Regions from separate parts of the Homo sapiens genome. Here region 1 is linked to region 2. Evidence: chromatin contacts called from ENCODE Hi-C or POLR2A ChIA-PET data. All regions are on one chromosome and are shown on one strand. Each heading gives the region's core, a stretch centred on a gene start or an enhancer-like site at or near the end of the contact. The rest is flanking DNA. Distances are from core to core; before and after follow the strand shown. Region 1 holds the start of DNAAF4 (dynein axonemal assembly factor 4). Region 2 overlaps DNAAF4 (dynein axonemal assembly factor 4).

Region 1 (3,859 bases), core at 180-2,679, 50 kb before region 2:
CTAGAATGAGGGATTTTTTTAAATGCCTTTTAAAGTTCCAAAGTGGTGTTAAGAAAACATAGAAAGCAACCTTTTCCAATGGCAAAATTTCGAATTTTGCACATCAAAAGTAAATAAAATTATAGGTAATTAATTTTAGGTTACGAATAGTAAATCATACTTAATTTTTGCTCCATAATGTATGCTTACACTCTCTAAGAACCTCAGGATATGAAATAAGGAAATAAGTATGCTTGTGTACTATAGAGATTGTTTTGAAATTTTTACTTTAAACTTGTAATATTTTTTACAAACAAAATAATTTATGGATTTACATACATAAACTATTAATAATAAAAGGAATAAGTATAAATCTATCACTGAAAATTACAGAGAGAGGAAAAAAATAACCTGGTGATATGGTTTGGCTGTGTCACCACCCAAATCTCATCTTGAATTGTAGTTCCCATAATCCCAACGTGGGGACCCAGTGGGTGATAACCGAATCATGGGGGCAGTTACCTCCATGCTGCTCTTGTGGTAGTGGGTGAGTTCTCATGAGATCTGATGATTTTATAAGGGGCTTCCCCCTACTTTGCTCTGCACTTCTCCTTGCTGCGGTCATGTGAAGAAGGACGTGTTTGCTTTCCCTTCCACCAAGATTGTAAGATTCCTGAGGCCTCCCCAGCCTTGCAGAATTGTGAGTCAATTAAACCTCTTTCCTTTATAACCCAGTCTTGGGTATGTCTTTATTAGCAGCGTGAGAACAGACTAATACACCTGTCAGTCTCCTTCATGCTTTCTGATTGCACGCTTTAATGCAATGACCAGAATCAAACAGAAACGACCTTGGGTGTTTTCTCTGGATTTTCCTGGGCAACCAGCCAGTGGGACCTGGACCTTCTGGCTCACAGTTGGAGGGGCTACACCTGAACTCAGCTTTTCATGGGATGGACAGTTTCTTCCAACACAAGTTCCAACAACTTTCTGTTTGACCCAAGGTCTCCAGATACTGGATAATGGGCTTTTTCAAAAAATACCTATCGGGCCGGGCGCAGTGGCTCACGTCTGTAATCCCAGCACTTTGGGAGGCCGAGGGGGGCGCATCACGAGGTCAGGAGATTAAGACCATCCTGGCTAACACAGTGAAACCCCGTCTCTACTAAAAATACAAAAAATTAGCCGGGCATGGTGGCGGGCGCCTGTAGTCCCAGCTACTGGGGAGGCTGAGGCAGAAGAATGGCGTGAACCCGGGAGGTGGAGCTTGCAGTGAGCTGAGATCGTGCCACTGCACTCCAGCCTGGGCGACAGAGTGAGAGTCTGTCTCAGACAAACAAACAAACAAATAAATGCCTGTAAACAGACTGCCTGGTGCTCTAGTAGTTTCCTTACTGACAAAATTCTTTTTGTGTGTGCCCTATAAATAGGAGAGCAACAAGAGGATGGGATTCCTCTCCTATTATGCAAACCCACACCATGGATCCAGCAGACTACTCTGGCCCCAGCATGCTGCTCCTTGGGATGATGGGAGAAGGGGGAAACCTGTGTTTTCTCTTGGTTTTGTAAGTTTCCCCTTTCCCCAGTAAAACTCATCCCTTAATCTAGTGGTTCTCAAACTTTGGTGTGTATCAAAATTATCTGGTAGGCTGGATAAAACACAGATTGCTGTGCCCCACTTCCAGAACTTCTGGTTCAATAGATCTAGAAGGAGACTGGGAATTTGCATTTCTAACAGGTCCCCAGATGATGGTAATATTGCTGGTGGTGGTGGGGAGGACCACATTCTGAGAACCTCTGTATTTAATTTTATTTGTATTTATTTATTTTATTTATTGTTTTAATTTAATTTTTGAGTCCCTGTTACTCAGGCTAGAGTGCAGTGGCATAATCATAGTCCACTGTAACCTGAACTCCTGGCCTCAAGTGACACTCCCAAAGTGCTGAGATTACAGGCGTGAGACACAATGTGCATCCCGGGCCTTCGTTTTAATTCATACAGTGTGACTATGTGGTAATCAGTTCTGTTGGTTACCAAAAAGGCTCCCACTTGTATGAACTTCACATAAGAGTTAACCACTCTCCTTTCTAGTGCCTATCTTTACAGACGACCCCTGACTTATGATGGTTTCTCTTTGATTTCCTAACTTTACAGTGATGCAAAAGCTATATGCATTCAGTAGAAACCATGCTGTGAGTACCCATACAACCATTCTGTTTTTCATTTTTAATACAGTATTCAATAAATTACAGGGTATATTAGACACTTTATTACACCTTATTATGTTAGATGACTTTGCCCAACTGTAGGCTAATGTAAGTGTTCTGAGCATGTTTAAGGTAGGGTAGCCTAAGCTATGGTGTTTGGTAGGTTAGGTGTTTTACATGTATTTTTGACATAGGATATTTTCAACTTATGATGGGTTTATCAGGAGGTAACCACATTGTAAGTAGAGAAGTGTTTGTATAGTTTTACCACATACCTAGGAATCCTTATCTAGTGGATTCAGTTTCCGTTGTTCAAAAGTTTTATAAAGGCCAGGCATGGTAGCTCATGCCTGTAATCCCAGCACTTTGGGAGATGGAAGTGAACGGATCACCTGAGGTCAGAAGTTCGAGACCAGCCTGGCCAACATGGTGAAACCCCACCTCTAATAAAAATACAAAAAATTAGCCAGGCTTGGTGGTGGGTGCCTGTAATCCCAGCTACTCAGGAGGCTGAGACAGGAGAATCGCTTGAACCTGGGAGGCAGAGATTGCAGTGAGCCAAGATGCCCCATTGCACTCCAGCCTGGGTGACAAGAGTGAAACTCCATCAAAAAAAGAAAAAAGAAAAATAAAAAAGTAAAAGTTGTATAAAATAGCATTATTTCTTGAGGATATTATTTGACTTGCTTTTTTCACTCATCCATCCAATGTATAGCTATCATTCACTCATTTTTATTGTTGTATAATATTCTGTTTTGTGTATATACCTGTTGAAAGACATTTGGCTTATTTTCAGGTTTTTTTCTATGAAGTTGCTATGAACACCTATAAATGTTTCCTAGTGTATAGGACCAAGACTTTTTCTAGGGCAGTAATTCTCAGATGGGGGAAATTTTGCTATTCCCACCCACCCCTGAAACCCAGAAGACATTTGGCAATGTCTGGAGACACTTTTATTATTAGAACTCAGGAGTGTTACTAGAATTAAGAGGGTGGATGCTGCTAAACATCTTAAAATGCACAGAGCAGCCTAAATTATACAAAATGATCCAGCCTATAATGTTAATAGTGTGGAGGCTGAAAAACCCTGTTGTAGGACAGTGGTTCACAAAGCATCAGCATCACCTAGGAACTTGCTAGAAATCTCTAAGATAGATACATAGGAGTGGAATTGCTGGTTATAAAATAAGCAGGTATTCACATTAATAAGATTATGCCAATTTGCCCATTTTATTGTGGGGTTGTGTTTCTTTTTCTCTATATATTTTGTTTATATGTTCTCTTTGTTTATTATTGAGAAAGAGGGCAAAAAGCAGCCCCTGATATTCAGAAGCTGACCTGGCACTCACAGCTTGGCCATAATATTATTCTGTTGAACATTAACAATTTAAATCTCATAGAATACCAAGCTGAGACAAAAGTACTCTGAGATCACAATAAAATGAGACAAGGCCACTTCATAGCATTATCTAAGCATAGGCAAAAACAAGGTCTTTGTGTCACCCATAAGATAACAGACACCCCCTTTCTGGATAAAATGTACAACAGCTACTTTTTTTATTATTATACTCTAAGTTCTAAGGTACATGTGCACAACGTGCAGGTTTGTTACATAGGTATACATGTGCCATGTTGGTTTGCTGCACCCATCAACTTGTCACTTACATTAGGTATT
Region 2 (3,756 bases), core at 1,192-3,691:
GAGGCAGGAGAATTGCATGAATCTGGAGGTGGAGGTTGCAGTGAGCCGAGACTGCACCACGGCACTCCAGCCTGGGCGACAGAGTGAGACTCTGTCTCAAAAAAAAAAATAAATAAATAAGTAAATAAATAAATAAATAAATTTGAGAGTTCTAGTGTTAGGTGCATAAATATTTAGGATTGTGATATTTTCCTGTTGGACTAATTCTTTTATCATTATATAATGTCCTTTTTTATCTTTTTTAACTGTTGTTGCTTTAAAGTCTGCTTTGTTTTGTATAAGAATAGCTATTCCTGGCTAGGCGCAGTGGCTCACGCCTGTAATCCCAGCACTTTGGGAGGCCGAGGCGGGCAGATTACGAGGTCAGGAGTTTGAGACCAGCCAGGCCAACATGGTGAAACTCTGTCTCTACTAAAAATACAAAAATTAGCCAGGCGTGGTGGCGCGTGCCTGTAGTCCCAGCTACTTGGAAAGCTAAGGCAGGAGAATCGCTTGACCCCAGGAGGCAGAGGTTGCAGTGAGCCAAGATTGCACCACTACACTCCAGCCTGGGCAACAGAAGGAGACTCTGTCTCAAAAAAAAAAAGAAAGAAAGAAAGAAAGAAAAAAGAATAGCTACTCCTGCTGACTTTGGTGTTCATTTGCATGGAATATCTTTTTCCACCCTGTTTATGAGTCCTTATATGTTAGGCAAGTCTGTTAAAAGACTTACTTGGTTGGTTGATTTTTATCCATTTGACATTCTGTATCTTTTAAGTGGAGCATTTAGGCCATTTACATTCAATATCAGTATTGAGATGTGAGGTACTGTTCTATTCATCATGCTAGTTGTTGCTGTACCTTATTTTTTTTCATTGTGTTATTGTTTTATAGATCCTATGAGATTTATGTTTTAAGGAGGTTCTATTTTGGTATATTTTGAGGTTTTGTTTCAATATTTAGAACTCCTTTTAGCATTTATTGTAGTGCTGGCATGGTAGTGACAAATTCAGCATTTGTTTGTTTGAAAAAGACTTTATCTCGCCTCTGGTTATGAAGCTTAGTTTCACTGGATACAAAACTCTTAGCGGATAATTATTTTGTTTAAGGAGGCTAAAGATAGGACCCCCATCCCTTCTGGCTTGCAGGGCTTCTGCTAAGAAATCTGCTGTTAATCTGATAGGTTCTCCTTTATAGATTACCTGGTGCTTTTGCCTCACAGCTCTTTTTTTTTTTTTTTTTGAGACAGAGTCTTGCTCTGTCACCCAGGCTAGAGTGCAGTAGCGTGATCTCGGCTCACTGCAACCTCCAACTCCCGGGTTCAAGCAATTCTCCTGCCTCAGCCTCCTGAGTAGCTGGGATTACAGGCACCTGCCACCACGCCTGGCTGATTTTTGTATTTTTAGTAGAGATGGTGTTTCACCATCTTGGTTGGCCAGGCTGGTCTCGAACTCCTGACCTCGTGATCCACCCGCCTTGGCCTCCCAAAGTGCTGAGATTACAGATGTGGGCCACTGTGCCTGACCTTGCCTCACAGCTCTTAAGATTCTTTCTTTCATCTTTACTTTAGACAATGTGATGACTATGTGCCTAGGCAATGATCTTTTTGCAATGAATTCCCCGGGTGTTCTTTGAGCTTCTTGTATTTGGATGTCTAGATCTCTAGCAAGACCATGGAAGTTTTTCTTGATTATTCCCTCAAGTATGTTTTCCAAACTTTTAGATTTCCCTTCTTCCTCAGGAGCACCAATTATTCTTATGTTTGCTTGTTTACATAATCTCAGATTTCTTGGAGGCTTTGTTCATTTTTTAAAATTCTTTTTTTCTTTGTCTTTGTTGGATTGGGTTCGTTTGAAAGCCTTGTCTTTGATCTCTGAAGTTATTTCTTCTACTTGTTCAAATCTATTGTTGAAACTTTCCAGTGTATTTTGCATTTCTTTAAGTGTGTCTTTCATTTCCAGAAGTTTTGATTATTTTTTCTTTATAATATCTATTTCTCTGGAGACTTTTCCATTCATATCCTCCTTTTTTTAAAAATTTCTTTAAGTTGATTTTCACCTTCCTCTAGTGCCTTCTTGAGGAGCTTAATAATCAACCTTCTGAATTATTTATCTGGCAATTCACAGATTTCTTCTTAGTTTGGATCCATTGCTGGAGAGCTAGTATGATCTTTTGGGGGTGTTACAGAACCTTGTATTGTCATATTACTAGAATTACTTTTCTGGTTCCTTCTCATTTGAGTAGACTGTTTCAGTGGTAAGATCTGGAACTCAAGGGCTACTGTTCAGATTCTTCTGTCCCATGGGTGTTCCCTTGATGTGGTGCCCTCCCCCTGCCACTAGGGATGGGGCTTCCTGAGAGCCAGACTGCAGTGATTGTTATTGCCCTTCTATTTCTAGCCACCCAGTTGGGCCCCAGGCTGGTGCTGGGGAATGTCTGCAAAGAGCCCTGTGATGTGATCCACAGGTCTCCCAGCCGTGGATACCAGCACCTGTTCTGGTGGTGGCAGGTGAGTGAAGTGGATTCTGTTGGAGTCTTTTGTTGTAATTTTGTTTAGTGCACTTCAAGTACTGGTTATGTAAGCAGTGAAGTTGTCACGTGGACAGATTCAGGACCTCTGGCTAGACAGGGTGTTGCAGGAAGTGGAATTAGCTGTTGTTTTCTCCTTCTTTGGAGCAGGGTTGTTCTGTTATGAGTTGCTATGGTGGCTTGAGTTCGTTGGGCTCCAGCCAGGAGGTGGCACTTTCAAGAGGGCACCAGCTGCAGTATAGAAGAGAGATATAATCTTGATGTTGGCCGGGACAAGTACTCGGGTTTCTCAGGTGATGGGCAGGGCCATAGAGCAGGTAGAGAAAACCTTGCCCCATCAGGTGGGGGCAAGGTTAGTTGGGTCTGGGCTCAGGCTCCCCTTGGGTGGGGCTTGCTGTGGCCACAGTGGGGGTGGAGGGGATTCTCAGGCCAATGGAATTATGTTCCCAGGGGCATTATGGCTGCCTCTGCTGTGCTATACAGGTCACCAGGGAGGTGGGGGAAAGCTGGCAGTGACAGGCCTCACCTAGCTCCCAGGCAGCCACCAAGGCCAGTCTCACTCTGGCCATGCCACCCCAACCGCACTGCGTTTATATCCAGGCAGTTGGTGAGCAGGGCTGAGATCTTGCCCCAGACTATAAGCCTTGCCACTGAGAAAGCAAGAGGGCTGTTAGGCCTCACCAGTCCCTGCCTGCCCACACTATTGGCTGTGGCTTCTGCACTCGCATCTGTACTTCCCATTTGCCCCCTCTGCCACCAATTTCTGCTTAGGAAAATTCCTGCTCAGTCAAAATTATTACAAAGTTCAGCTACAAGCTTCCTTCACCCTGTGGTCCTGCCCCAATTCCACTGGCTGCCTTCCCGTCTCCAAGGACCTCTGTGAGATCACGCCAGGAATGGCTTCCTTGGACTCCAGCTGGGGATGGAAGTACCTATAGGGCTCTTCCTGCTGCTTCTTCTACTTTCATATTTTGCTCAGCTACCTAAATCTATTTCAGCTCAGGGTAAAGTTAAATCCTTCCCCTGTGATCTGGATTTTCAGGTTCCCCAGTGGGGATGTATGTTCAGAGACTGACCTTTTCTTCCCTCACACTTTGGGAACTCACGGTTTTTCAGCTGTTTCATGGCATTTGCAGCAGCGAACCACTTCTTTCAAAGGGTCTGTGAATTCTTTCAGTTTTCCTACAGTGTTTCTTGCGGTGTTCCTGAAGTGATTCTTGGAGTAAAAGTTCGCATTGTGAGTCTCCA

What was found. A loop is a pair of places that touch in the nucleus more often than their neighbours do. ChIA-PET counts read pairs that join two places held with the same protein, here RNA polymerase II (POLR2A). Pooled maps may share reads with other maps.
Region 1: a map of GM12878 shows a loop between it and region 2 (3-fold over the local background). The contact joins the promoter of DNAAF4 here to the enhancer-like site in region 2. A Hi-C loop is called at or near these places in 2 of 168 maps with a recorded cell type or tissue (GM12878 and posterior cingulate gyrus) and 1 of 50 pooled maps. POLR2A ChIA-PET finds 5 or more read pairs at or near these places in 3 of 52 experiments (CD8-positive, alpha-beta memory T cell, WTC11 and activated CD4-positive, alpha-beta T cell).

Annotation. Positions count from the first base shown.
Region 1 is chr15:55,505,804-55,509,662 of GRCh38, reverse strand. It overlaps DNAAF4 (dynein axonemal assembly factor 4), which reads left to right and starts at 1,429. Exons shown (of 10, transcript NM_130810.4): 1 at 1,429-1,541.
Region 2 is chr15:55,456,541-55,460,296 of GRCh38, reverse strand. The region is part of intron 5 of DNAAF4 (dynein axonemal assembly factor 4); the gene reads left to right. All of the region lies in intron 4 of DNAAF4-CCPG1 (DNAAF4-CCPG1 readthrough (NMD candidate)), which reads left to right. Among named protein-coding and RNA genes, the nearest start is that of DNAAF4-CCPG1, 40 kb to the left of the region's middle. Within about 2 kb of position 2,441, at least 2 of the 41 ENCODE cell types and tissues checked have a DNase peak (open chromatin) inside an H3K27ac peak, as active enhancers do.